Regions from separate parts of the Homo sapiens genome. Here region 1 is linked to region 2. The links are chromatin loops, found by intact Hi-C in ENCODE. Cell type or tissue: PC-9. All regions are shown on one strand. Each heading gives the region's core, and the rest is flanking DNA. Links, peaks and the distances in the headings are about the cores only. Region 1 holds the start of SLC16A3 (solute carrier family 16 member 3). Region 2 overlaps CCDC57 (coiled-coil domain containing 57).

Evidence for each region. Hi-C counts contacts between places; a loop is a spot of excess contacts. Peaks named below come from ENCODE experiments on the same cell type or tissue, not always from the same donor. Only the 100,000 strongest peaks of a DNase experiment are listed, where the experiment ranks them.
Region 1: a loop joins it to region 2, with 4 times the contacts of the local background. A loop is called at or near these places in 4 of 110 quality-filtered maps.

The regions. Positions count from the first base shown.
Region 1 is chr17:82,221,272-82,235,668 of GRCh38, reverse strand. It overlaps SLC16A3 (solute carrier family 16 member 3), which reads right to left and starts at 6,627. Exons shown (of 5, transcript NM_004207.4): 1 at 6,563-6,627. RefSeq lists silencers at 3,562-3,831, 4,062-4,701, 6,162-6,211, 6,222-6,381, 6,502-6,821 and 4 more. In PC-9, for the core only: a CTCF peak has its summit at 4,601; DNase peaks (open chromatin) are centred at 3,568, 4,644 and 6,638; H3K4me3 peaks cover 4,825 bases; H3K27ac peaks cover 1,929 bases.
Region 2 is chr17:82,100,572-82,114,968 of GRCh38, reverse strand. It overlaps CCDC57 (coiled-coil domain containing 57), which reads left to right. Exons shown (of 19, transcript NM_001394669.1): 19 at 13,103-13,499. The coding sequence ends at 13,287. Among named protein-coding and RNA genes, the nearest start is that of FASN, 9.5 kb to the right of the region's middle. RefSeq lists enhancers at 6,535-7,448, 7,958-8,347, 8,578-8,907, 8,948-8,997, 9,279-10,192 and 2 more. In PC-9, for the core only: CTCF peaks have their summits at 8,311 and 8,511 (motif pointing left); DNase peaks (open chromatin) are centred at 8,468, 10,808 and 12,958; H3K4me3 peaks cover 1,229 bases; H3K27ac peaks cover 4,520 bases.

The DNA of each region.
Region 1 (14,397 bases), core at 886-8,885, 120 kb before region 2:
CCTGGCCGTCATTTCTGCCCTGGCTCGCTCTGGCTGACCCGTGCTGGGCAGGGACCACGCACACCATGATTCTGGCAGCAGACGGCACCTCCGGTCCCCAGCACTGAGCTCGCCCCAGGACCTCTGGGGTTGGCATCCTCCAGGTCTCTCCCGGTCTAAATCTAGGTGGAGCGTGCCTTGCTCTGGCTCTCCTGCCCCCAAGGGCCCACTTTGGCTTCAGTGGAGCCCACCAGGAGCTTGCCCAAGAGGAGGCGGGCAGTCTCTGGCGGTGAGGGGCTGGGCCCCAGGCTGGAGGGGGCAGTTGGAAGCACAGGGGCTGCAGTATTAGAGTGGGTGGGGTGGGGAAGTGGGGGCAGAGCTGGCCCCTTGTCCCTGGATGCCCCCTTGCCTCCCACCGGCCCTCTTGCTCAGTGACTCCTCCAGTGAGATCTTGACTCACCCCACCTGTGCCTGGAGTGACCCATAGGCTGCAGCCTGAAATCAGGAGGGGCTAGGGAGGCTCCCATCCAGCCCACGAGAGCAAACCATGCCAGCCCCCACGATGTCTGAAGCTGGTGTCCCTTTCTAAACTCCAGGAGCTCAGCTCGTTTGAGTCAAGTTGGAACCCGAGGTCAGACTTCCATCTTCATGCCCCACCCCACCCAGAAGTCACCTTGTCCTCTCCTCACCAGGGAGCTGCAACCTGAGACCTTGGGTGGTCTAGTCCAACCGGCTCAGCCTCTCCCTGCTGGGACCGTGCTGTGAACCAGCGCCCTGGGAGGCAGCAGCAGGCCTGCTGTGCAAGCTCCACGCCCACCCACGACGCAATCTGTGGGGCTCCACCCCCACCCCCTTTCCTTGGGTTCCTCCTGCAAGCGTGTCCGCAGACCCCTGACCCGGTGGGTCCCCCGTGACGGCTCGTCTTTGCCTCTAAGGCAGACATGTAACTAAAGGCATGCACAAGGGCCAGGACCTTTGCTGGGAGAGTCTGAGCAGTTCCGTGCGTGGCTCCTCACTCCTCCTCCCGGGCCCTCCCCGCATCCAGCCTGCCTGCCTGTCCCCACCACAGGTGCTGTGCCCCCTGGAGTCCCTGCCTCAGAGGTCCGAGGATGGTTTTTAAGGGCTTCCTAAGTGTTCCACGAAGTCACTGTTACTGGGAAATGCTGCTTGACGAGGGGACCCAGGAGCCAGCTGTGGCTGTCTGGATGATGACAAGGCAGACACGGCCCACTGGAGCAGAACAGACCCCCCCACAGAGCCAGAGGTCCACCCCCCAACCTGCACTGGCTCTCTGGGACCCAGGCCTCGGAACCATTTCTGGGAAACCCGGGAGCAGCTTTTGCCTCTGCACCTGGACACCGGATGCCCCCACCACAGTGCCTGGGACAGGACAGAGTGTCGCACGCCTCAGGACACACCACCTTAGGACACACTGCCTGGGGTCACTGAGCAGCAGGGTAGGTCCCGCTCATACTGGTATTGTTTAAAAGGTCCCTAAGATGACAGTATACAGCAGGGTAACTACAAGATATTAAAAATATATGCACTGAGGCCGGGCGCGGTGGCTCACGCCTGTAATCCCAGCACTTTGGGGGGCCAAGGCGGGCGGATCACGAGGTCAGGAGATCGAGACCATCCTGGCTAACACGGTGAAACCCCGTCTCTACTAAAAATAAAAAAAATTAGCTGGGCGCAGTGGCAGGCGCCTGTAGTCCCAGCTACTCGGGAGGCTGAGGCAGGAGAATGGCGTGAACCCAGGAGGCAGAGCTTGCAGTGAGCCGAGATCGCGCGACTGCGCTCCAACCTGGGCCACAGAGCGAGACTCTGTCTCAAAAAAAAAATAAAAAAATAAAAATATATGCACTTGAGGAATGAAACTGGGAACAGGACGCAGACTGCGGGTCACAGGGGAGACTGGAGGGGTTGACGGCCTCAGGGCCCCAGCTTGTTTGGGGTTGCAAGTTTGCACTTTTAAAAATAAACAGGCCATGCAAGGCCAAGGAAGGAAATGTGTATACAACAAACAGGAATAGACACATTTTGCATACCCCAGGTTCCCCCTGCAAAACACAAAGAGGTACCAAGGCCTCTGAGTCTCCCTGGCTGCACCAGCGGGGGTGGGAGACGCAGGCAGACCCAGGGTTTGAAGCCCGCCAGGGTCCTCAGGAGACAGACGAGGGCGTGTGGGGAGGCAGGGGACAGTGGCCACCCTCAGGAGACGCGGCGCCCCTGAATTAGTGTCAAGGAGGGCTGGCAGAGGGTTGGGGCAGTGCCAGGACTCACTGACCAGGAGAGCACAGCATGTTCTGAGACCTGAGGTGCTTGTGGCTTCCACGTGACGCTCATGTGGGGAGGGCCATCTTCTGTGTCAAGATGAGGCATTTGGACAAGCCCCCAGACCACAACCTGGCACCATCGTCTGTCCTCACCCAGCCTGTGGTGCCAGCCATGCTGAAATGGCTCCAGGAGTTCCCACTCCAGCCTGGTGTCCAGGGGCTGACTTGGAGCCAGCTGTCTGCCCACATGGCTTGGGGCAAGGGATTCCACAGGAGGTAGAGTACGGGGAAGGGGCACAAAATAATGGCCCACACTCCCCATCTTCCAGGATAACCCCGGCACCGTGATGGGCCAAGGTACAGACTGCCCGGTGTTCCAGGGACAACCCTGGGGCTGTCCTGCCTGGAGCACACGCCACAGCCACCAAGCATTGGCCTCTCCGTGGGCACACGCCACAGGCTGGCCTTCCCCTGACATTTACCAACCCCCCCCCCGCCGCCCCCCAGGAAGCATGCCAACCCACCCAGAAATAACCTGGCCTCTGGGATGAGAAAGCTGATCTCCCAGGTGGGGGCTGCCCGGAGAGCAGGTCCCCCAAAGGCTCTACGACCCCAGGCTGCTGGAAGCTGAGCGGGAGGCCTGGGGCAGGGGTGGGTGGGAAAGTCCCTTGCAGGAGACCCTGCGTCCCACAGCCATGCGCCCTCCCAAGCCAGGGGCTCCTGCAGGCAGTTCCCTCGAGGGTGCAGGGCGCAGGGCTCTGCAAGGACCCCTGGCTTTAGACCAGGATTCGACCATGAAGTCCTCAGGACCTGGGTGCCTGCCAGTTCGGACCCCTGCACTGCCCCGTCACAGGCCTGGAACGCCATGCCAGGTGGCTCGAAATGCCGTCCTGCAGAGTCAACCTGGACTCATGCACAGAGGGTCCTGAACCTGACCCCTGCTGCCCAAGCCCGCTCCTCCGGGACCTCTCCAGAAACCTCGCCCACCACCTTGGGGGGCACTGGGCACCCTGGCATGCTTCCCCTCAGGCGTCTGGACCTGCAGACCCCTCACCCGCCTAGGTCCTCAGGTTTGTGCGCAGCGCCGCCGCCTCGCTGAGGCCTCTGCTGGACTGTCAGCCCGTTCCCTGGGTCCGTGCAGTGGCCTGAGCCCGGGGCCCGTGGCCTGTTACCTAACTGACTCCAGCCCTTGAAGGATGGGCTTTGGCCCTGCCTTTGTGGCCCAGGCAGGAGGCGGGGCAGGAAAAGGGTAATTCGTTTCCTTCCTGGATCCCATGAGCTGCCTGAGGACCAAGGAAGCGGCCTCTGTGGCCAGCGCCTGGCTGCCGAGGGGTGCCGAGGGCGGGAGGGCGCTGCACCGGGGGAGGGGCCTCCCTCAGTTCCCTTCTTCCCCCGCAGCCCCTGTTGTGCAAACAAGGAAGGAGCAGTGAGCAACTCCCGGCAGCCCCGCCCCAGGCGCCTGCAAAGGTGTCGGGGCCGAGCTTGCAGGGGGTGGACGCTGCGCAAGGGGCTGCCCCAGGCCTGGGCCCTGCGCCCCACCTCTGACCCCCGCAGACCCCTCGCGCAGCCCGTGCCCTGCCGCTCTGTGTCCGCTTACATCACGACGGCAGGGGCCGGCGGGGCAGACACACAGGCCTCATTTGCGGATTGGCCACTCCCACCCAGGGCCAGGGCCAGGAGCCCCCACTGGTGCCCCAAGTGGGGCTGGGCGCAAGTCCCCTTTGGGAAAGGAAGGCTGCATGTGCCGCCGCAGGCTTCAATCCTGAGCTGGCACTGCGGGGTCTCAGAGCTTTGAAGACCCCTTCTCCGCAAGGCTGTCACCGCCCTGGGGCCGGGAGGTGGTGGGGGCCGGAGCTGGTCCAGAGCCGCCGTCCCCCACCTCCGAGGCCTCCTGGACCCCGCAAGGCCGCCCCTCCACCCTAAAGCCAGTGCCTGAAGGCCAAGGCTGGAAGGGGAGTCGGGTCAGGAGGCGCCCCCTACCCCACCGCCGCCCAGCGGGCGTCGTGGGGACCCGGGGGGGAAGGTGAAGACCGGGAGGAGGCAGGAAGGCGGGAGGTGCGGGGCGAAGGGGGGAACCCAAAACTCCACCCTCGCCAGGAGAGGCCCCTCCTCGGCGCAATCCCCGCCCGGGCCGGAGGGACGGCTGGAGGGCGCCTGCGGGTTCCGGCTTCCCGGCTCTGCGGGCGGGGGTCGGCGCGGGTGGTCGAGGCTGGGCGGGGCCCACCCGGGGGAGGGGGAGGGAAGGATGCTCCGCCCGGCCCCGCCCCGCCAGCCGCGGGACGTGGGGGACGTGACCGCGCCATGGGAGGAGCCCCCGTATTGCCCGCAGTAGGCGCCCTACTGGACGCTACCGTAATTGCCGGCGCGCGGGTCCACCGGGGTCAGCGGAGCCCGGGAGCCGCGCCAGGCGTCGGGGCCTCGAAGCCACAGGGCGGGGCCGACTCCACTTGCTGCAGAGGTGGGACCAGTGGGCGCGGCTCGGGACTCGGGGGCGTCGACTCGTGAACTGCGGGTCTCGGAGCAGGAGCCCGGCGGTTCGGTTCCGTTGCGTGCGGCTGCCCGGCGTGGCCCATTTCACAGATGGGCCTGACTCGGGCAGGTGACGCTAGGAGGACGCCCTGAGCTCTGTCTGCTCCCGCCCCGCCCCTGCCCCAGGGCCCGGGCACCTCCAATGGCTCTGCGCCACTGCCCGGAAGGCCCCCGCTGGGGCCCAGAGTGTGGCCCACATTTGGCACCTCACTGGAGGGAGCGGCACAGGCCCTTCTGTCCCACGTGGCCAGGTCACCCCAGGACCCACCGCTGAGCCAGCCGAGCCTGGCATAAGGGTCACTGCAGGCCAGTAGGGGGGACCCGTCCGGCCTGACGGCTGGGCTGGGATCCATAGAGCCCTCTGGTAGCTGCCCCTCCAAAGTAAAGTGCCCCGCTCCAGTCAGTGGGGTCTGGCCTGATCGTGCAGGCCACATGGCTTTCTGGGTGGCCTGGATGGCGGGCCCTGCCCAAGGTCACATGGGGTCGTTACCAAGCCTGCCTTGAGACCAGGCCTCCAGGTGCCCACCCCAGACTCTGTCCACACCATGGGGCCCTGGGGGACAGACGCTGCACGTGCCACGGCAGAGCCCCCATGCACTCAAAGCCTCTCTGGGGGCAGACACCCCCCCACGGCCTCCTAGCACCTCCTCAGTTCCTTCCCTCCATGAGGGAGTCGAGCCCAGCCGCCTCCACACCACGCTGGCGGAATAGACCCTCCTTCAGCAGGGTCAGGCCAGCACCCACCTGACTTCCAGGCCTGTGCAGTGAAGCTGGGACCTTGGACTCCCCGGCCCCAACAGACACAAGACCTCCCACCCTTGTGCTCAGCATGGACAAGCCCCTGGGCCTTGGGGTGGGCCAACTGCCATTTCCCGCCCAGCAGGCCTGACTCTGGCCATCACCAGGAGAGGGACCCTTTCAGCCCATGCCTCTGGGACAGAGAGGAGGACAGCCGCCCCTCGGCTCCCCCCATCGTCCCTCACCGACTCCAGCCACCCCTGGAGGCCCCGGCCAGAGCTAAGGGCTTCCCTTCCACTCTGCGGCTCCTGTCTCTTGACTGGCCCAACACCCAGGGAGGCTCCTGACCAACCCACTTTTCGTATAGGGAAACTGAGGCGTGGGTTAGGAAGTGGGAGGCTACCAAAGGCTGCGCCTGGTTTTCCCACGAGCTGGGGGCCAGGGGTGGAGGTAGGGCGAACCCAGGGAGCCCAGCCTGGCTCTGGAGAGGGTCCCCCACTTCCCTGCACGGTCTCGGGCTGTTAGTCATTGCCCAAGGGCGGGTGTGGGTCGGGGAGTGTTCAGGGTGTTGCGAACAGGGGAAAGCGCCACGGCCCGAGCGCAAGTGCTCCCCACTCCCTCGGGGAGGCCACCCATACAGGGAGGGCTGCAGCAGCCCCACCAAATATAGCCCGCGCCCCCCGCCACCGCGGACCGAGCTATTTATACCCGGACCGGGCTTGGCCGCCGGCGCAGCCATCTCCTGGCCCGAGCCCAGCCCCTGAGGGCAGCCCGACGGGTGGGCGCCGGGCCGGACCGGGGGAGACGAGACTGGGCAGCCAGGTATGCGAGGGCGCGGAGGGGCGCGGCTGGCTCTCGGGAGCCCTCGGTGGGGCCCGCTCGGGGTCGAGAAGGCTAGTCCATGCCCCGGGCGCCCCCGGACCTGATGGACAAAGTGGGCGGGGTGGGGGTGAGAGCGCGGACCCCGAGGTCGCCCCCTTGCCCGGCACGGGGGAGCTCCTGGGCCCCGGCCCGCGCGCGAGCATCGCGGCCGCGCCTACCTGCCGCCGCTGGGCCGCCTCAGCCCGCCTCTCGCCGCCTCTCGCCGCCTCTGCCCGCCTCTGCCGGTCCGCTCCGCGCCGGGGGCGACTTTAAGTGCTCGGGTCGCTGGCGCGGCACGTCCCCCGCGCACGTCACCGCCTGGCGCCGCCCCTGCGCGCCCCGCCCGGACCCCGCGCCGCCTCCGGACGGGCTCCCGGGCCGCAGCTCCCCGACGGCGCGTCCCGCAACCCCGCCGGGCCCAGGGACCCCCCCAACCGGAACCGGCCCCGTCGGCGCCCCCGGCCCGGAGCTGGCCCGCCCCCTCTGCTCCTCGGGACTGGGTCTTCCCGGCCTCGCCTCCCCCGGAGTCCAGGCTCGCTTCGCCCCTCCGCCCCGCCGTCCCTCCGTTTCCCCGCCTCGGAGCGCAGCGCGGCAGGTCCCAACGTCCTCCAGGGCAGCGACCCCTCGCCCCCCAACGCCGGGGCCCCTTTGGTGGGGAGGTGCGCGCGGGTCCCGTGGGGTTCCGGCCGCCTGGCTCAGCTCCGGGGCCCACATCCTCCCTCTCTGAGGCCACGTCCGACCTGTCCCCCTTCAGACCTCCGCTTCCTCTCCGGTCCCGGTGCGGACGGCGGCTCTTCCTGGCTAGGGGAGCGGCCCGCGGCCTGCGCTGCCTGGATGTGGGGCACGGCCTCGCCCTCCCTGAACTTCCGTTTCCCCAGGTGGCTCCGCGCCCTGCGGGGCCCTACAAAGCCACCGACTCCAGCCCTGCGCCCCTGCCCCGCCCCTCTCGCGGCCCAGAACCCGACGCGGAGGCCGGGGCGGCTCCCACCTTCGGGGAGGCGAGGGCTGCCCACCCGCTGGACCTCGTGAGGTGCTTCTCCCAGCCTGTTTTCTCTCATTTGCAACATGGAAATAACGGGCCGCTTTGGGTGCTGAGGTTTGAGGTGGCTCCAGGGAGTAAGGCCTTTGTTGGCCTGGACCAAGGAGTCTAGTTGTCAGGGCCACCCTGCCAGGGCCACAGGAATGCTTTAACTGGCCCCTCCCGGACCCGGGGGCTTCGGGGACCGAGGCACTGGTAAGCCCGTGCCTTCACACACAAAGGAGGCAGGGGGTATCAATGGAGGACCCCTCCAGAGGGCAAGGGGAGGCCACCCCTGACAGTGAGGCCGTGTGGGCCTTGGCTCTCCATCTGCAGCCCAGCCTTGCGGGACATCAGGTCCAGTAAGGCCGCCTGTTCTTTCTATGTAATGTTACAAGCCCACCCTCCCGCTGGCATTCACAGAGGCTGGGTCTGGCCCTCACCCCTACCTGGGGCCCAACCACCCCCATCCCCAAACATCAAGATGAGGGCACGTGCCTGTGAGCAGAACACAGGCCTGTGGCAAGTGGTGAGGGGGCCTCCAACTTCACAGATGAAGACTCTACTTAGTTGGCCCGTGCTGCTCCCGCCCAGGGCAGGTGGTGCTCCCGCCCAGGGCAGGTGGTGCTCCCGCCCAGGGCAGGTGGTGCTCCCGCCCAGGGCAGGTGGTGCTCCCGCCCAGGGCAGGTGGTGCTCCCATCTTCCTGCACCAGGCGATTCATCAGTTTCTGAGGAGGGAGAGCAGCAGAGGGGTGCGAGGCACCGTGGACAGCTGCGGGAATGGGTCCCCTATGGGGTATTGCCTGCCGGGGAGGCGAGGGTACCGTGCTCCCCATCCCAGATTGTTGAGTCACCAGGCCTGCCAGCTGGGCTTGGGGCCCCCACTGAAGCCACCGAGACACCTTCCACATCTGCCTACAGCTTGGCCCTGATCCCTGAACCCTGAACCCCCACCGTAGAGCAGCAACAGGGGGAGGGAGACAGAGCCAGAGAGCCTGGGACCTCACTGCCCCCTCCTGCCTCCTGAAGGACAAAGGGGCGCCCCTGCCAGGGCCAGGTTTTCTCCCAGCTGGGAAGACGCCCAGTCATCCCTCCAGGGGTCCCAGGGAGCACCTGTGGTTTGGTTCTGACCCCCAGGCCTGGCCCCCTCTTAGGCATGGCTTCCCCTGGGTGTGGGCCCCAGGACTGTCCACCCAGAGCTGGGGTGGAGCCTCCCTGCCCTCAGAGGGGAGGGGAGCAGGCAGGCCAGTCAGCACTGGCTCCCAGCAGAGAGGTCAAGTCTGTGGGCTTTGACTGGGGGGACTGGAAGACCACAGAGTGGTCACAGTGATGTGATGGCTGCTGGGGGCTGGGGCTGGGGGCCTGCCAGGTTGTTACCCAGAGGAAACAGGCAGCGCAGCTATCAAGCAGGCCACTTGGGACAGCTCACCCGGAGCCTGGACAGAACAGGACGCTGTGGGGTGGGGCCAGAGCCTCCGAGACCCTGGGCCCCTCTCCGAGGATTCTGGCACTCCGGTAGCATGAGGTACCCCTGACCTCCAAGTGCTCAGCTTTTAGAAAGGCCCAGCAGTTGGTGGCGGGGGGCATTCCAGGCCTGGCACCAGGGCCCAGGTGGCCAGGCTCCATCTGACACAGGGCTCCAGGGGCACCTGGGCACGGAATACCACTTTGGTTTCGGGTAAGATGCCTTCTGGGGGTCATGCCCCTCCCTCAACAACCCTGGATGTGTCAGAGACAGCGATGGTGCAGGGGAGAGGCACTTCTGGCCATGGTGCGATCCCCTGGCCCGCTGGGGGTCTGGAGCTGCGGGAAGGGGTGGGAAAGGCCACGTGTGTCCGCATCTCTGCACCCCACTCTGGGTGGTGTTGGGAGCACCCACCCCACACCTGGCTCCAACGCTTGCTCCCCCACAGTGGCCCTGGGTCAGACCCCAGGCCCAGGCCGCCCTTTTCTGCAGGAAAGGAGGTGGGGGTGTGGACAGGTGGCACCATCCCTGGCCAGTGAGCAGCTTCACAGGACGCCCCCCTCTGACCCCACAGCCCCCAGTCTTGACTTCTCCCCCAGACCCAGGTGCCTCCACCTGCCCCTGGCTGCCCCAACTTCCTTTTGTTCCCAGTTCCAGCTACAGGGCCCTCCAGGCCCTGGAATGTCCTCCTAGGGGCCTGGCCCCCAGGTCCTTCCCACCCTGCTCCCTGGCAGGCTTAAGCTCCCTGGGGTGCGCAGTCCCACCTTTTCCAAGAGCAACCTTTGTGGGAGGGGGGCGGGCAGGAAGGGGAGGCTGGGATCTGCTTCCTCCCCATGGGCTGCCCCGAGAGTCCCTACCTCTGTGTCCTGAAATGACTTAGGAAATGCGGAGAGGCTTTTCTCCAAGGGTCACCACAGCCGCTGCCCCAGGGAGGGTGGCAGAACAGGCCCCCGGACCTATCAGGGCCAGATCTCAGGTCCCAGGGAACCTTCCAGGGTCGGGGGAGCCACACAGCCCACATCCTGCGTCCTTGGGAACCCCGCACACCATTTTCCAGATCCCAGCAGGGCCACCCCGTCCTGACCCAGTCTTGGCCGTACCACCCAGCACCAGTTGCCGCCCCATGGACAGGACTGGGGCCAGGACTGGCCGGGTCAGGGGAAGAAAGCCGAGTCACGGGGAAGGACATTCCGGCCGAGCCACAGCCCCGCCTCCCTGGGGTCCTGGGCTGCCCAGCTCCTGACCCTGCCTGCCTTACAGCTCCCTGCCCAGAGGATCTGGTGACACAACTGTCACAGCCTGTCATTCCACACCTGTGGCCACACCGTCCCCAGACTCCAGACCCACGCGGGGCGTGTGGCGGGACGTGCCCAGGCTGGATGGGGGATGCAGCCAGGACGGTGCCAGGGGAGGCTGGTGCCCTCCACCACACAGAGCCTAGACCCAGGACCAGGACCATGGCCCAAATCTGCGCCCTCCCTTCACTCGCCCCAGAGAACCTGTCCAGGCTCACAGAAAAATACATATTATTATTATTTTTTTTTGACAGAGTCTCACTCTGTCACCGGGCTGGAGTGTAGTGGTGCATTCTTGGGTCACCACAACCTCTGCCTCCCAAGTTCAAGCGATTTTCCTGCCTCAGCCTCCTGAGTAGCTGGGGTTACCGGCACCTGCCACTACGCCCAGCTAATGTTTTGTATTTTTAGTAGAGACAGGGTTTCACCATTTTGGCCAGGCTAGTCTTGAACTCCTGACCTTGTGATTCACCTGCCTGGCCTCCCAAAGTCAGAAAAATACATATTAACCTGGCTGCTGGTCCTTCCCAGGGAGTGGCAGCCCAGGTAGGGGGCAGAGGTGAAAAGGGCAGGAGAAGCCGCACCGTGGCCCAGTGGGGCCTGACCCACCACACTGCTGCCTGTGGTGGGTGTTGGTCATGGGGTTTGGGTGTGATGCATGGTGTAGGGTTATGAGAGGGCCGGTTATGTGGGGTTGGGGGTGTACACGGGCGTGAGGGTGTGTCTGTGCACAGGTGTTGGGGTGCGTCTGTGCATGGATGTTGGGATGTGTCTGCACGGGTGTAGGGTTGTGTCTGCACAGGTGTCTGTGCACGGGTGTAGGGGTGTGTCTGCACAGGTGACTGCACGGGTGTAGGGGTGTGTCTGCACAGGTGACTGCACAGGTGTAGGGGTGTGTCTGCACGGGTGTAGGGGTGTGTCTGCACAGGTGACTGCAAGGTGTAGGGGTGTGTCTGCATGGGTGTAGGGGTGTGTCTGCACAGGTGACTGCACGGGTGTAGGGGTGTGTCTGCACAGGTGACTGCACAGGTGTAGGGGTGTGTCTGCACGGGTGTAGGGGTGTGTCTGCACAGGTGACTGCAAGGTGTAGGGGTGTGTCTGCACGGGTGTAGGGGTGTGTCTGCACAGGTGACTGCACGGGTGTAGGGGTGTGTCTGCACAGGTGACTGCACAGGTGTAGGGGTGTGTCTGCACAGGTGACTGCACAGGTGTAGGGGTGTGTCTGCACGGGTGTAGGGGTGTGTCTGCACAGGTGACTGCACAGGTGTAGGGGTGTGTCTGCACGGGTGTAGGGGTGTGTCTGCACAGGTGTCTGTGCACGGGTGTAGGGGTGTGTCTGCACGGGTGTAGGGGTGTGTCTGCACAGGTGTCTGTGCACGGGTGTAGGGGTGTGTCTGCACGGGTGTAGGGGTGTGTCTGCACAGGTGTCTGTGCACGGGTGTGGGGGTGTGTCTGCACGGGTGTAGGGTTGTGTCTGCACAGGTGTCTCTGTGCACGGGTGTAGGGGTGCGTCTGCACAGGTGTAGGGGTGTCTGTGCACAGGTGTTGGGGTGTAGGTGTGCATGGTCTGATGAGAGCAGCTGTCGTGTGCTGGCCAGGTCTTCTTGATGTCCTCAGTGACCTCTCGCTCTGTCACTGGGAGACAGAACTGAGACAGGGTCAATGCTGCTGGAACATTCAGAACTAATGCTCATTGGATCCTGAGCGGTCATTCCAAGAATGTGGTCAAGTGGGGAAAGAAAGAAGTGTGGGGACCTCTCTGGACCTCAGTCTCTTGCTCTGTAAAGTGGGTGCAGCAAACCGAATTTCTACCAAAAAATACAAACAATTAGCCACACGTGGTGGCATGCACCCATAATCCCAACTACTCGGGAGGCTGAGGCAGGAGGGCAGGAGAATCACTTGAACCCAGGAGGTGGAGGCTGCAGTGAGCCTAGATCATACCACTGCACTCCAGCCTGGGTGACAGACCAAGACTCTGTCTCAAAAAGAAAAAATAAATAAGTAAATAAATAAATAGTCCAGGCGCAGTGGCTCACGCCTATAATCCCAGCACTTTGAGAGGCCAGTGTGGGCAGATCACCTGAGGTCAGGAATTCAAGACCAGCCTGGCCAATAGGGTGACCAGCCTGGCCAATCTCTACCAAAAATACAAAAATTAGCCAGGCGTCATGGCACATGCCGGTAATCCCAACTACTTGGGAGACTGAGGCAGGAAAATTGCTTGAACCTGGGAGGCGGAGGTTGCAGTGAGCCGAGATCGCGACACTATACTCCAGCCTGGGTAACAAAGAGCGAAACTCCGTCTCAGAAATAATAATAATAATAATTAATTAATTAAGGTAGAGCTCTTGTAGCACACGGTTACGGTAGAGGGCAGCTCAGCAGCACTGGACGTGCTCACGTTGTTGTCCACCACCAGCTGTCTAGTTTCAAAACTCTTTCATCACCCCTTAAAAACACCGTGCACTCATTAAGTAATTGCTCCCCATCCTCCTTCCCACAGCACCCCCCCTTCCCCGGTATCCACCCATCTGCTGTCTGTGTCTGTGGACTGGCCTGTCCTGGATGTTTCATGTGAATGGAGCCCTGCAGGGTGTGGCCTTTGTGACCAGCGTGTTTACTGAGCATCATGTCTTCCTTCCATGTTCGTCCATGGGAGAGGGTCTATCAGTGCTTCATTCCTTTTTTTTTTTTTTTTTTTGAGACGGAGTCTCGCTCTTGTCCCCCAGGCTGGAGTGCGGTAGCTTGATCTCGGCTCATTGCAACCTCCGCCTCCCTGGTTCGAGTGATTCTCCTGCCTCAGCCTCCCGAGTAGCTGGATTACAGGCGTGCACCATCACGCCCAGCTAATTTTTGTATTTTTAGTAGCGACAGGGTTTCACCATGTTGGTCACGCTGGTCTCGAACTCCTGACCTCAGGTGAGGCGCCTGCCTCGACCTCCCAAAGTGCTGGGATGACAGGCATGAGCCACCACACCCGGCCTCTTCATACCTTTTTACGGCTGAATGATGTTTCCTCATGTGGATGGACCACGTTTCGTTTCTTCACTCATCTGTTGATGGACATTTGGGTCATCTCCACCTTTTGGCTGTTGTGAACAGTGGTGCCACGGACATTCCTGGGCCAGTATTTGTGTGAACAGATGTCTTCGTTTCTCTTTGGTGTGAATGTAGGAGCGGAGTTGCTGGGTCCCAGGGCGACACTCGTCTCCACGAACGTGGGAGCGGAGTTGGGGGTCCCAGGGCGACGCTCCTCTCCACGAACGTGGGAGCGGAGTTGGGGGTCCCAGGGCGACGCTCGTCTCCACGAACGTGGGAGCGGAGTTGGGGGTCCCAGGGCGACGCTCCTCTCCACGAACGTGGGAGCGGAGTTGGGGGTCCCAGGGCGACGCTCCTCTCCACGAACGTGGGAGCGGAGTTGGGGGTCCCAGGGCGAGGCTCCTGTCCACGAACGTGGGAGCGGAGTTGGGGGTCCCAGGGCGACGCTCCTGTCCATGAAGAGCCACCACACTGCTTTCCACGGAGGCTTTGGCCATCTCCATTCTCAGCAGGGTGTTCAAGGGTTCCAGTTTCTCCACATCCGCACCAGCGCCTGTTATTTTATGTGGAGGTTTTCTGGGAGGTGTTTGTTTTTCAGAGACCAGGGTCTTCTTATGTTGCCCAGGCAGGAACTCCTGGGCTCAAGTGATCCTCCTGCCTCCGCCTCCTGCCTGGCTGAGACTCCAGGCCCGTGCTGCCACACCAGCCCTGTTTGTTTTTCATTAAAGCCGTGCTCGTGGGTGTGAAGTAGTATCTCATGATGGATTGGATTTGCGTTTCTCTAATGACTAATGATGTTGAGTATCTTTTCATGTGCCTGTTGGCCATTCTGTATCTTCTTTGGTATTGGGTTGTCTTTTTTGTTGTTGTTGTTTAGTTTCATTCTCTTTTATGTTTGGAACAGGGTCTTACTCTGTTGCCCAGGCTGGAGTGCAGTGGTGCGTTCTCAGCTCACTGCAGCCTTCACCTCCCGGGTTCACACGAGTCTTCCCCGCCTCAGCCTCCCAAGTAGCTGGGACGATAGGCAAGCACCACCACCACACCCAGCTAATGTTTTTGTATGTTTTTGTACAGACAGGGTTTCACCATGTTGCCCAGGCTGGTCTTTGAACTCCTGAGCTGAAGTGACTCGCCTGCCTCAGCCTCCCAAAATGCTGGGATTACAGGTGTGAGCTGCCGTGCCCGGCCCTTTGT
Region 2 (14,397 bases), core at 4,971-12,970:
GTCAGTGCCACCCCAGGGCCGCCCTCCATGGCAGTGTGGGGCCAACAAGCCTGTCTTCCCATTTTTCTGAGAGAGGCTGGAAATCCTGTTCTTTTTATATATAAAGTGTTTCCTTTTCAAAATATTGGCAACTAAGTAAATCCAAACAAAGTATGGGCCAAATCATGGCACACTCCTGCCCCACAGGTGGCCCTCCAGCTAAGAGTCATGTTTACAATTTTAGAGGTTTGGTGGGCTCCAGTGGGACCACGCCTGGGGGTGGAGTGGCTGTGGGTGAGCGTGTCTCCACTCCCACACCTCGCCACTGAGAAGACAGAGCACGGGATCGTGACAGCCGAGCTCCAGCCGCCCTCCACCTAGTCACTGTGGCCCTGCAGGGGCTGCCAGCCTCTGCATTCAGGAGCCAGTGGGCGCCGAGGACACACTCCCTCCCTCCCCTGCCTGGGGTCCTGTGCTTTTGAGCTGAGACTGTTCTGGGCCTTTCCTGAAAGGATGGTAGAACGCCAGAGTGGCATTTCAGTGTGATTGGCCTCTGCAGGACCAGCTGGGCTCCCAAGACATAAAAACATGCCCTGAGCATTTGGCCTCAGCACCAGCTCATCCTCACGCCCCCGTCCCTCCCCCCTCACCCAGCCAGAAGTCCCCATGCTGCCTCTGGCCCCCACCTCCGCAGGCACTTTTGTGCTTCTTATGACACCCAGGGCTTTCGTTCATTTCGTTCAGGAGAGCAGGTCGGGATGGCCCCGCCATGGATGGGTGAGGAGCCGGCTGTGACATGTTAAGAAACGGGGACAGTGAAGAACAGTCTGTACCTCCTCTGTAAACGCGCAGGGAACGTTACAGTCCACTCTTCCATCTGTGGCGTCACTCTGTGTACTGACGAGGGAACCCCCTCAGGGCCCAGGTAACCTGCACTAGAAGGTGCACGTCAGGCTCCTGATGGCCAAGGTGAGATGGACAGCCCAACATAGCTGCAAGACCAAGCTGCAGGGCAGGCAAGGGGGCCTTGGGGCTCTTATTTATTTACTTTATTCTCGCTCTGTTGCCCAGGCCAGAGTGCAGTGGCACAATCTTGGTTCACTGTGGCCTCAACTTTCCAGGCTCAAGTGATCCTCCTGCCTTTGTCTCCTGAGTAGCTGAGACTACAGGTGCACATCACCATAGCTGGCTAATCTTTTTACATGTTATTTTATTTTTTTGTAGAAATGGGGTCTCACTATGTCACCCAGGCTGGTCTCGAACTCCTGGGCTCAAGCAGTCCTGCCGCCTTGGCCTCCCAAAGTGCTGAGATGACAGGTGTGGGCCCCACGCCCAGCCTGGCGTGGAGTGGAGCCCTTCACCCAAACATGAACCAGGAGGCGAGCTTGGTAAGGAGCACGTGGGCTCCAGGAATGCGAGGGGGAATGAATGGAGGCAGCTCCTCAGTGTGCAAAAACATGCAGCGCGGGCCTCACTGGTCACCATCACAGCAGCCTTGCAGTGGGATCAGGACAGTCCTGCTGTCCAGGAAGGAGAGGACCCTGCTCTCTTGTTTCTCACTACCTGCTCCTGTCGTTCTAGTCCCATTGCTGCTCTCAGGACAAGCTGTGACTGAGAGAGCAGGTCACGCTGGTGACATTTTATGAGGCTGGATGCACAGCCCCACAGCACCTTGTCACTGAAGCTACAGGAATCCAAGAACCAGTGCTCTGGCCAAGAAGGGAGCACTGGGGTGCCCTGAATGGCACGGACAACCCCAGCCCCCCGCCTTCACTGATTATCATGACCTGTGGCTTCTGAAAGGACAGGGCAGTCTTGGAACTTTCTGAGAAACAGATGGTCAAGTAGATGTCTGTTAGCTCTTTTCTTGAAATTGTAGTGACGAAACCATGACTGCCACTTAGGAAAGTAACTTGTGTTGAAATAACTTTTAGAACAAAGTAAATACATTAAGAAATAACCAAATCGGCTTACTTTCTGATAATATTTATTCTATGCCCACACAACGGCTGGCACTCACTTCTGCTTCTGGCCAGGCCGTAGTTACAAGGACCAGACTTTAATGTTCCTCCATGAACAACTAGAAAACTGGACAAAGTATATGAAACAACTGTTTGCAGACATTGGACAACTGGTCAAACAAGACCGAGATCCCCAACAAGACCGAGACCCTGGACGAGTCCGAGATCCCGGACAAGACCGCCACCCTTGTTGGAAGGGAGACAGGCAAGGTGAACCCTGGGGCCCTGGCCTTCTGCCTGAAGGCCGTTTCTGGGCTGCCGGCACAGGGAGGGAAGCAGGGCCTGAGCAAAGCTGAGCACCCTTACGGAGCTGAGACTGCACTAGGGTCTGGGGACACAGAAGGAGCCGGCATTTCAGGGCAGAATCCCGCAAGGAGGAAACTGCAGAAAAGAGCTCCAGAAATCTGCACAGGGTTCTCTTGAGTCTGTACTGAGGACCAGCCTGTACATGTATAGAAGAAAACTCCACAAAGCCAGGCAAAGAGGAGAAAGGAGCATGTAAGGTGAACAACTTCCAGACCTCGCACACGGTCATGACATACTGAAGCTCCAGCCAGGGGGATGGGTCCCCAGTGATCACTGTGGACATTCAGTGGAGACTCAGGAGGAGCCACACCGTGGGAACAGGGCTGATGCTGTCTGCAGTGAAGGCTCGTCTAGAACCTGCCTGAGAAACTGCAGCTACAGAAATCCAAGGCCTGGCATGGCGGCTCACGCCTGTAATCCCAGAACTTTGGGAAGCCGAGGTGGGCAGATCACCTGAGGCCAGGAGTTCACAACCAGCCTGGTCAACTTGGTAAAACCCCGTCTCTACTAAAAATACAAAAATTAGTCAGGTGTGGTGGTGCATGCCTGTAATCCCAACTACTCAGGAGGCTGAGGCATGAGAATCACTTGAACCTGGGAAGCAGAGGTTGCAGTGAGCCGAGATCGCGCCACTGCACTCTAGCCTGAGTGACAGAGCAGACTCCTGTCTCAAAAAACAAAACAAAACAAAAGAAAAAACACCACATAACCCAACTTTCACCCAAAACAAGGCCCAACACTCTTTAAAAGACAAGAAGGCGAGCACCATGGCTCACGCCTGTAATCCCAGCACTTTGGCAGGCCAAGGTAGATGGATCACTTGAGGTCAGGAGTTCACAACCAGCCTGGCCAACTTGGTAAAACCCCGTCTCTACTGAAAATACAAAAATTAGCTGGGCATGGTGGCAGGTGCCTGTAATTTCAACTACTTGGGAGGCTGAGGCACGAGAATCACTTGAACCTTGGAGCTAGAGGTTGCAGTGAGCCGAGATCGCACCACTGCACTCCAGCCTGGGTGAAAGAGCAGACTCTGTCTCAAAAAACAAAAACAAAAAACAAGAAAACATATAACCTAACTTTATTTCAAAACAAGGCCCAACATGCTTTAAAAGATAAGAAGACTGGATGTGGTGGCACATGTCTGTGGTCCCAGCTGCTTGGGAGGCTGGGGCAGGAGTATCGTTTGAGCCCGGGAGGTTGAAGCTGCAGTGAGCCACGATCACGCCACTGCGCTCCAACCTGAGCGACAGAGCAAGACAGCCTCTCAAAAAAAAAAAAAAAAAAAGGGCCCTAGGCACTTTGAGAGGCCAAGGTGGGTGGATCACGAGGGTCAGGAGATCGAGACCATCCTGGCTAACACAGTGAAACCCCGTCTCTACTAAAAAAAATACAAAAAAAATTAGCTTGGGCATGGTGGCGGGCACCTGTAGTCCCAGCTACTCGGGAGGCTGAGGCAGGAGAATGGCGTGAACCCAGGAGGCAGAGCTTGCAGTGAGCCGAGATCGCGCCACTGCACTCCAGCCTGGGCAACAGAGCAAGACTCCGTCCCAAAACAAAACAAAAACAAAAAACAAACAAACAAAGTCTGTCTTTGATTCTGTTTTTGTGCTGAGGAGATGATGAGGCTGTCTTCTGTCTATTTCTACTCCTGCACATATGCTCTTTTTTCTTTTCTTTTTTTTTTTCTTTGGCTCACCGCAACCTCCACCTCCAGGGTTCAAGCGATTCTCCTGCCTCAGCCTCCCGAGTAGCTGGGATTACAGGCATGTGCCACCATGCCCAGATAATGTTTGTATTATTAATAGAAACAGGGTTTCTCCATGTTGGTCAGGCTGGTCTCCAACTCCTGACCTCAGGTGATCCGCCCGCCTCGGCCTCCCAAAGTACTGGGATTACAGGCGCGAGCCACCGTGCCCGGCATAAATAATTCATTTTATGATTTTCTCTATAACCAAAAATTATTCAGTAGTAGGTTTTACAATTTTGAAGCAGAAGCAGGATGAGAGGTTTTGATGTTGGTTTCAAATTTTATTGTGTTACATTTGAAATGAATTGAGACTTGCTCTGTGGCCTGGTATGATGAGATTCTAGGCATGGTCTGTTTGCCGAAAGAGAAAGTGAATCATCTACCTGTAAGGTTAGACCTCCTGTGCCTCATGACTCAAGCCAACCAGTCCCCGTTGATGAATGAGTTTTTGCCAGGAGGACATGGGTTTGTTTGTTTTTGAGGAACATGGGTGAGTTAACAGCTTCATCTACTCTCAGTTACCTCTTTCCTGCAGCTCTGTCCGTCAGTACTTGACATGTTTTGAAGTTGTACCTTTTTATTTATTTTTTTCTTTTTTCTGCATCTGAAGTCTTACCTTTTAAAATACAGAGTTCTGGCCAGGTATGGCAGCTCACGCCTGTAATCTCAGCATTTTGGAGGCCGAGGAGGGTGGATCACTTGAGGTCAGGAGTTCAAGACCAGCCTGGCCAACATGGTGAAATCCCATCTCTACAAAAAATACAAAAATTATCTGGCCGTGGTGGCAGGCACCTGTAATCCCTGCTACTCGGGAGGCTGAGGCAGTAGAATTGCTTGAACCCGGGAGGTGGACATTGCAGTGAGCTGAGATCACACCATTGCACTCCAGCCTGGGTGACAGAGTGAGACTCTGTCTCAAAAAAAAAAAAAACAGACTTCTTTGCCTCTTATGACGTTTTCTGCCTAATTCTATTTTATTTTTTAATTTTTACTTTTTCTGTCTTTTTAACTGGATCTTTTATTGTTGGATCTTTTGTTTTTTTCATTTTTTATTTTTTTGAGACAGAGTCTCACTCTGTCGCCCAGGCTGGAGTGCGGTGGCGCGATCTCAGCTCACTGCAAGCTCCGCCTCCCAGGTTCACACCATTCTCCTGCCTCAGCCTCCCGAGTAAGTGGGACTACAGGTGCCCGCCACCACGCCCGGCTAATTTTTTGTATTTTTAGTAGAGACGGAGTTTCACCTTGTTAGCCAGGATGGTCTCTATCTCCTGACCTCGTGATCCACCTGCCTCAGCCTCCCAAAGTGCTGGGATCACAGGTGTGAGCCACCGCGCCTGGCCGGATCTTTATTTTTAAAAAGTTCAATCTAAGAATTCTTTTTCATTAGTCAGTTTACTCATCTATAAATATCCATTGAACTATTGTCTACTGGAACTTAATCTCCATATTATTTATTTTCCATTTGTTTCATTTTCCTACATTCTTGTTTTACATGGGAGAAATCAAGTTTTTCTCTGCTGTTTTACAAGTTACACATTCTAATTTTGTCCTGTGGTAACATCTGCCAGCTCACACCGGGCTCACAGAACCTTATGCCTCGCAGCCGCCTCGTAGGCCCCTCGCAGGCATGCGCTCCACACGCCCCGCTCTGCGCCACCCCAGCCCTGGAGTCTGAGCTCTCCTGCGGGGCGCTGGGGCCACTTGGTTTCCTGTCCATGTCTTGCTCTCTTATGGCTTCTTCTGAGCTCTTTCTCCTCCTTCCTTCAGTGACTCCCCCAACACTTTCTGTGTGGGCCTGGGATAGAACGAGGCTGCATATCCCGCCTGTTTAGGAAGCCCTGTGCTTGTATCCCTGTAGGTATTTGGAGGTTTATGTTTAACATGTTTTGATATGAAGATGTAGAAGGATTTTGTGTAGGTTTGGCCTTATCCATATTCTGTCTTCATCGGCCTCCTCGAAGAACTTCATTCTGTCCTAAAGGAAGCAGTCGCAGCTTAAAGAGTGTGAGCACGCGCCCACTCCCCACAGACACACCCGGCCTGCCCCGCCCCACGCTGCCCCTGCCCTGGAGAAAGCGAGGCTCCTTCCTTTCCTGGAGACGCCGGCCACAGTTCTTCAGTGAAACGCTTCACTCTCTGGTCATAGAGGTAGGAAACTATAGCTGTCCCAACTAAATGTCAGGACGAATTAGCCCAGCTGGTCACGCTCACAGTCACCGCCTCCACCAGAACTGATGCGGACCCCTGGGAACTGAGGTGTTTGCTCTGTGACTTGGGAAGGACAGCGGAAGGTATTTCCGTTTAGCTCTTGTGGTCAGATTTTTTTGTGAATGAAAATCTGCTGTGCGTCTTGGACACCGTCACATGCACTACCCTGTGTATTTCCCTTTAAAACTCAGAGCCAGCGATAACATGACACCAATGCAACACAAGCAAGAGAGATCCTGCCCTGAAACTCACTGTTGTTTTAGGCTTTCGGCGGACCCTGCTATAAATATGCAGATTTTATGCCCAGTCTGTGACCAGGGCCGAACCTCTTTCCTGAGGGGCTGGGGGACTCCTTCGAGGAGCAAGAACAGCCCGGCTGTCCACAGAGGAGCCCGTTTTCAGGGGTGGGATCACAGGTCAGGTGCTCTCTCAGCACAACTCCAGGACCCGGGCAAGCCATGACACTCATCTCACTAGGAGGCAGAGCGCCAGAGCGGCCGCAGGTCACTCGTCTCTGCCACTTGCTCTCCGAGTGCTCCAGAGTCAAGGACTGCGGCCTGGCCAAGGGGACAGTGGCCTGTGGCCTCTGACTCTGAGCTTGGAGAAGGCTTGCTGCTCCAACATCACGTGGACAGAGGCAAGGAGGCACGTGGGATTGGGAATGGGGATAGAGACCAGCCTGCCCCAGGAGCAGGTGGGTCCACCAGAAATGCTCATGCATTTGCTGACCAGGACTTCCATCCTGAGGTGTGTGCAGAGTGATCCAAAGCCCCCTCGTCCGTGCCGTGACTCTGGGCCCTGGAGCCCACCCCCTTTCTTTAGAAAAGCCTGTTCTGTAGGCATCTGTCCTGAGAGCACCCGATGGCACTGTAGGATGCTGAGAGCAGCTGAGGCAGGAGGGCCGGCGGCTGTTCCCTCCCAGAGTCCCATCTCAGGTGGACGCCGGTCCACGACTTCCAGCCCAAGGGCTAATGTGTCTTCTCCAGTCCACGTGGCAGGTGTTGCCAGGGGAGCGGGCAGTGCAGCTGTTGGACAGCAGGGGGTGTTTCTTCAACCCAGGCTGCCCTCCTTCTCCTGTCACAACAGGGCCCCATTCATTCTGGAACCTGCAGACCAACTCCATCCGCCCATCCTCACAGTGTGCCGAGCGCCAGGTCCAGAAGCACGCACCTACCTGGGGGCCTCTTCCTCCTTTCTGGCGGGGGTCCGCTTTGGCCCCTGATGCTAACCTCGCCCCGTGTGCCGTGCAGCTGGAGTCAAACGGAGGCGCAGAGACGCCATGGAGGGTGACAAGCCACACAGCAGGGTTCGAGGCAGCCACTCCCCACTCCCCACTCCCGCGGCATCTGTGCCCCACCCGGGTGCCAAGCCACTGTGCCATGCATCCCCCCACCCCCAACCTGCTGCAGGTGTGTGGGCCTTTGCCTCTTTTCCCAGGGGAACCAAAAACCCTGGGATCCAGAGGGTCATTGCCCAGATCTCTGGAGAGCAACTCCAGGGGCCTGGTCTCCAGGGGAGAAGAGGGAGTGGGGAGAGGCCTTTGGCCAGGCATGTGGCCCTCAGTGTCCTGAGCAGGTCGGGCAGCTGATAAGTGTGTGGCTGGCGTAGCTCCTGCAGAGCCAGGCTCCCTGGAGGAGCGTGTGGCCTCCTTCCCAGCTGTCCGCCCTCCTGCCAAGACATGCAGGGAGCAGCCCTGAGACACGGGTCTCAGGCAAAGTGAGTGGCAGGCAGTGCTGTTCCCCGGGGACATGGCGGTGACCTGCTGGTCTATGGCCCTGAGATGCTAGGGTGCCCACCTGGAGCTGTAAGCTGGCCTGGCAGACCTGGGAAGGCCCCATGGGCCCCTTTTGAAAGTTCCCTTTTCATGAATTTTACCCAGAATCTCCCCTGCACACTGGCCCCTGCTGCTTTTTGCTGTCCCCAGACAGTGCCAACAGAGACCACGAGTCGTCTAAACACCAGCCCAGGCACTCAGCACTCAGTGCAGAGTCCTGGCCCAAGGGGCATGAGGCCAGCATTCCTCACTTTAGGACCAGGAAACAGTTCCCATGCCTCCGAAACAGCGGAGACAGCTGCCACTTCCTGTCGCCCCAGCTCAGCCGCTGCCTGTCACTTTCCTTCCGGGGCCTCAGGGCGTTCTCCTGCGTTTACTCTTCTGAAAGGCAGGAGAAGGGTGGGGTGTGGAGATACCCAGAGGCTGTCCAGCTCTCAGGCCACTGCCTGGCCCTGGCTCTCACCGTCTCAGCCTCCTAGTGGCCTCCTCGGCACCCACCAGCCTGCAGCCACCTGTGCTTGGGGTTCTTGGCACCTCCCCTTCCTGTGGGCTGAGCTCAGATGGGCTCTGGTCGGGAGCCGGCCCAGGAGGAAGGCCATGCGTCTCTGGGTCTCTTCTCGCCCAAGTGAGGCCTGTGTGCCCGCCTTCCGTGATGCAGCCTCCGGTAGGGACAGACCCACGTCTCTCAAAGCCTTATGCCCACGATGTGTTTCCCTTGAATTCCCTTCCTTGGGGCTCCAGCTTGCACCCCACTACTAGGTGACTCCTCTCAAGGGCTGGGATGGGGCCCACATTGGGCAACACTGACAGGCTGTAGCAGACAGGCCTGGGCAGGCTCAGCAGCAGCAGGGGACCTGCCAGTGCCGTTGGGGGAGTAGCCACAGGCGCCCAGAGGAGGTGCTGGCATGAAACAAGGGGTCAGCCTGTGGTCGGCGCCCAGGCCCCCGAGGGCCCACCTCTCCTCTGCTCCAAAGGCCAGCAGGCGGGGCCTGAAGGATCTGGGGTTTCCTGCTGGCCCTGCCTCACCAGGCTGAGTGATGGGTGGCAGGACTGCCCAGAGCCCTGGAGCATGCAATGTCCAGTACCCTCCCCTCTTGTGCATCTGCCCAGTGGGGGCTCCAGGCTCCATGTGCCAGTGAGGTGGGGAAGGCAGCTGGACATAGCAGGCCCGGAGTGTCCCCCTGTGGAGGGACCGTGGGAACCAGATCACGTGGGCCTCCCTCCCCCTGTACCCCATTGCTCTCCTGTTGTCACACTCAGTCCCACAAAGGCAGCCCCGGGGCCACGGTGACCCCCCAGGGCTGAGCTCCAGGAGCTCAGGGGTGGGGGTGTCCATTAGGAGACTTTAGCAGGTGAGGGTTGACGCAGGCTGGGGAGACACGGGTGGGCGTGGCCTGTGAGCCTCCCAGGCGTGGGGACCCTGGAAAGGTGCACGCAGCTTCTGGAGATTCGGGGTGGGGGGAGTCAAGTCACATTCACTGTCACCGTCTGCACTAAAGGCCTGGGTGCCGTGCTGACAGTGGTGGGAAAAGCCTTGTTCCCAAGAGACTTGGAAATAACTAGATGCATTTGAGAAGGGTTGATCTTGGGTGCGTGAGGACCCCTGTGGCAGCCAGAGGGGGTTCAGCAGAACAAGGGCCCTTGACACAGCAGGGGTGAACCACACAGAGCAGCGGAGGCCACAGGGAGACGGAAGGGCCTCTGTGCCACAGAATGGACTTGAGGCCTGAGCTGCCATCAGGGCCAGGCCCTCCCCAGCCCCAAGGCAGGCTCTGGAGAACCAGGGAAGGCGTGGGCTCACCGTCTGGCCCTTCCCAAAGCCCTAGGAAGCCACGTAGGTGTGCCCAGGGGCACCCAGAGAGCCCGGAGCAGCCTGGAGAATGAGCCACCAGAGGCCAACTTGGTCAAGAGCTGAGCTGAGGCTCAGGTGCAGGAGAAGAAACTCACAGGGTGGCCAGAAAGCTGGGGACCAGCTCCGTCCTCTTTGTGCTCAGAGTTCTCATGCCCCCAGGCTGAGACGGGAGTGAGGGCCGCACCTTCCCTGCAATAGGACAGGCTATGTCCTCCCTGAGATTCCACCAGCTTCAAACCTCCAAGCCGGGCTTGGTGGCCCACACCTGTAATCCCAGCACTTTGGGAGGCCGAGGTGGGTGGATCACGAGGTCAGGAGATCGAGACCATCCTGGTTAACATGGTGAAACCCCGTCTCTATTAAAAATACAAAAAACTTAGCGGGGCGTGGTGGCGGGCGCCTGTAGTCCCATCTACTCGGGAGGCTGAGGCAGGAGAATGGCGTGAACCCGGGAGGCGGAGCTTGCAGTGAGCTGAGATCACGCCACTGCACTCCAGCCTGGGCGACAGAGTGAGACTCCGTCTCAAAAATAAAAATAAAAATTTAAAAAACCCTCCAAGTATGGTGCAGCCGCCTGAGGGGACGGAGCCCAGCCTGGGTGGCCCTGCCTCAGCACACACCAGGACCTGGGAGGGGTTAAGCCTGGGAGGGGCAAGCAGGCCCCAGTCCCCCTCCCCTGGTTAATCACTGCAAGGCCTTGGATGTTTCAGGAACTTTCCAGAAGCTCAGTTCGGGGCCAGAGCACAAGCAGCCCGTGGGGGAGGGGTGCAGGACCCAAGAGGCGCGTTCCTCACGCTGTGCCCGGCAAACTGTGTGTCCACATGGTTTCCCTGCGGCCCAGTCAGCCCAACGCAGAAAGAGAAATCCCGGCCAGGCTCGGCAAAACAGGTCAGGCGAGAAGGCGGGGCAGAGAGTGGTGGAGGCCAAGAGCGTTTTTACACACCAGTTACTGGGTTGACCTCAGATTAGCATCAGGTAGAAGAATCCGGGGTCACAGGGAGTCACGCCTGGGGCAGCCGCCTTGACACATCCAGCTCCGTGCCTCTGACCTAGGACTGGCTGGGCTGGGGCTGTCCGCTGCCCTGGGGTCCTGGGCTCATGGCCAGTTCCCTGCCACCATCACTGAGGAGGGCTCCGCAGGAAAAGGACCAGTGAAGAAACCAGAGCCTGTAAAGTGGATATTCTGAGCTAGGGGCCGGCCTGCCCTGGGGAGGGGGCCAGCTCACCCTCCCTGCCCCTCCCTGCCCCTCCCTGCCCCGGGGACTGTGACCCACTCACACCTCCCTGCTTCGCCCCGGGATACAGCCAGGGTCCTCCCAGCAGGGCCAGCTCAGGCCTCCCAGGCAAAGGGGCAGGCCCTTCACCCCCCTCCCTCAGCTCACTTTTTCTGAAAATCCCCACAGGCTTTGTCTGAGGAGGATCAAGCCGGGCAAAGCCCCCAGAATCCCTGAGCATTACAGAGGGACAACCAAGGCCTCTGGGTTTGAGGAGATGCCTCAGGGTCACAGTGGAGCACTAGGGCCTGGTCAGAGGACCAGCTTCCCCGCAGGAAGCCCTTTCCACGGGATACCCCACCCTCTGCCAGCCAGTGTGGGGGGTGGGGGGAGGGAGTGGGGATGGGGGCGTTGGCCGGGACCAGGAGGTCAGGCAGGCTTATTGTTGAGAGATAAAGGGTGGTAGCCTTTGTGTGAAGAGGAGGAATTCCTCTGGGGGTTGGAAACAAAGGGAGCAGGCAGCGTCCAGGGCCCCCCAGGACCCCAGCAGGGGGCCAGGGACTGTGTGACCCCAACGGGGCTGCAGGAAAAGGAAGACTGGTTCCGGGTGTCTTGAGACCCCAAGAGTGGATCGGAGTGGAAGAAGCTGAGATGGGAAGAGGGGCCCAGGGCCAGGGCTGGGAGTGTGTGGCTGCCCCCATGGGCACTGCGCAGCCCAGCTGAGAGTGCGTCATTGCCGGTGTCCCCAAAGCACAGACGCTTCCCAGTCACCCAGGCTGCACGCAGACCACACAGGCTGGGCTCCAGCAGGAGGCGTTGGCCGCCCGCTGACCTGCCTGGGTCAGCCTGTCCAGACTGCCCACTGGGCCACATTCAGCCACGTGCTGGAGTCCTCTAGACCTCACCCCAGCCACAGTGTGGCCACGCAGTGGACGCTGAGCTCACATCTTACTGTGGGGTTTTTTTTGTTTTTTTTTTTTTTGAGATAGAGTTTGCCCTTGTCCGCCCAGGCTGGAGTGCAGTGGCGCAATCTCGGCTCACTGCAACCTCTGCCTCCCGGGTTCAAGCGACTCCGCTGCCTCAGCCTCCTAAGTAGCTGGGATTACAGGTGCCCGCCACCGTGCCCGGCTAATTTTTTGTATTTTTAGTAGAGACGGCGTTTCACCATTGTTGGCCAGGCTAGTCTTGAACTCCTGACATGAGGTGATCCACCCACCTCGGCCTCCCAAAGTGCTGGGATTACAGACGTGAGCCACCAAGCCCAGCCCTTGCATGGATTTTTAGTAACATTTTGCTGTTGTTTTACCAAAAAAAACCCCCACATTCTTAATTGAAAAAATGAAAAATAGAGAAAAACTGGCCAGATAAAGAAGATCACCTACAACACCCCTCTGCGAAGATGGTTTTAGCCGATGTTTAGGAAGGGCTATCTGGCATTTAGGCCCCAGCCTCTGTGTGTAGCGCACTCCTGGGCCCTTGGCCTGTGCCTGGCCACGTGGTGCCCACCAGCACGGCCTTTCCTTTGGCCTCAAAAGCCTGGCACTGCTGGCCCATCGGGGAGGCGGGGGCAGGCAATGTGTCTCAGATGGTAGGGACACCCGGGGCAGCCTGGGGGGAGGAGCTTTGAGTCAACCATTTACCCCAGCACCCCTGCCCCCTCCTGGGACCCATTACCACACAGCACCCCTGCCCCCTCCTGGGACCCATTACGAAATGGTCACAACAGGACCATTTTCAGAGCCACATGTCCAGGTGCCCAGTGGAGGGGCAGGCCCAGTCCCTGCCAAGCAGGACCCACTGAGCAAGGCGAGGCCACAGCTCTCTGGTCACTCCAGGATCCTTTGGCCTTCACGGACTCCTGGAGGAAAGCCAGGCCAAGGGTCACAGGGCCCCCGCTGGCCGGGAACACGGAAGTGCTGCACCTGTGCAGTGCCTGTGAGCACAGCCTCCTGCTCCCCCTGCCATCCTGATGCATGCTGTTTTTTCCTCTTTACCTGACAGAGCTCCCAGCTCCTCCAGCAGCCGACAGGAGGCCCGTCAAGATGCAGGCAGGCATTGCCACCCCAGGGATGAAGACAGCAGCCCAGGCAAAGGCCAAGACCACAGGAGCCTCCCGGTCTCATCCTGCAAAAGCTAAAGGCTGCCAGAGGCCCCCCAAGATCCGTAACTACAACATTATGGACTGACTTCCTCCCCCCACCCCGCCCCACTAAGGGGTGCTCGGGGCCTCCGCATGGTGCCTGTGCTTTCACCTACGTGTTGTGGGGGGGTGTGGGCACAGCGTGCAGGGTGGAGGCAGGGAGCTGCAGGGCAGGCTCCCAAATGCTGCTGAGGCGACCCTGCTGACTGAAGGCCTCCCTGAGCACAGGGCCCATTAAAACCAGGTTCCTCCCTGGGGCGTCTGCTTGGCCTTAGCGTTGTTTATCTGTCCTACTTGGGAAATGCAGTATCAAGTGCCTGTGCCAGAGCCTGGCCTGCCCGTGTCACCACCCACAGCCATCTGCACACCAGTGGTGTTGGGGACAGTGTGGCCTTCCTCAGAGCCTGGTAGCAGGTAGGGGGCAGATCAGAAAGCCCACCCACAAAGCAGGCGTCTCCTGAGAGTACCATGGGAGGGGCCCTCCCAGAAGGAGTGAGAGCCTTGGATCCCAGTGAACCGGGCCAAGGTGACCCCTGGAAGCCAGGTGGGCACCTGGGCCTCATGCAGGTTGGGGTGTGCATGTCAGGTGCTGGCAGGGTGGGGGCCAACCGGGGACAGCGGTCACTGCTGGGCCTTCCACGTCCACCCCCACGAAGGATAACAGCAAAATGTCCCTGCCACCTGAGTGCCCGGGGCCAGGTACCTGCAAGGATGAGAAACGCACACGTAAACTGACGCCCGTCCGCCCGGAACACACTGCACTACCCCGCCAAAAAGCACTTCCAAGAGTCCTCGCGTGTCCTCCACACGAACACAATGCTCTGCGACCGGCAGGAGGGTGACTGGGGGTGGTTCATCACACGGACGCAGTGCTCTGCAACCGACAGGACGGTGACTGGGGTGGGGGTTCATCACACGGACGCAGTGCTCTGCGACCGGCAGGATGGTGACTGGGGGGGGTTCATATCCCACCCCCACTCCTCAGGAGCCCAGTCTCTGTCCCCCGCACCCCCCAGGCCTGGTCACACTCTGCCCACAGCAGAGTGCAGGGGTGGAGGCAGCCGGTACCCAGCTGGGTGAATTGACGGGCCTTGCCATATACCCTCGGGCCACCTTTCTGAACTGGGCAGACAGCTTCTCTGGGAACACGATGGGA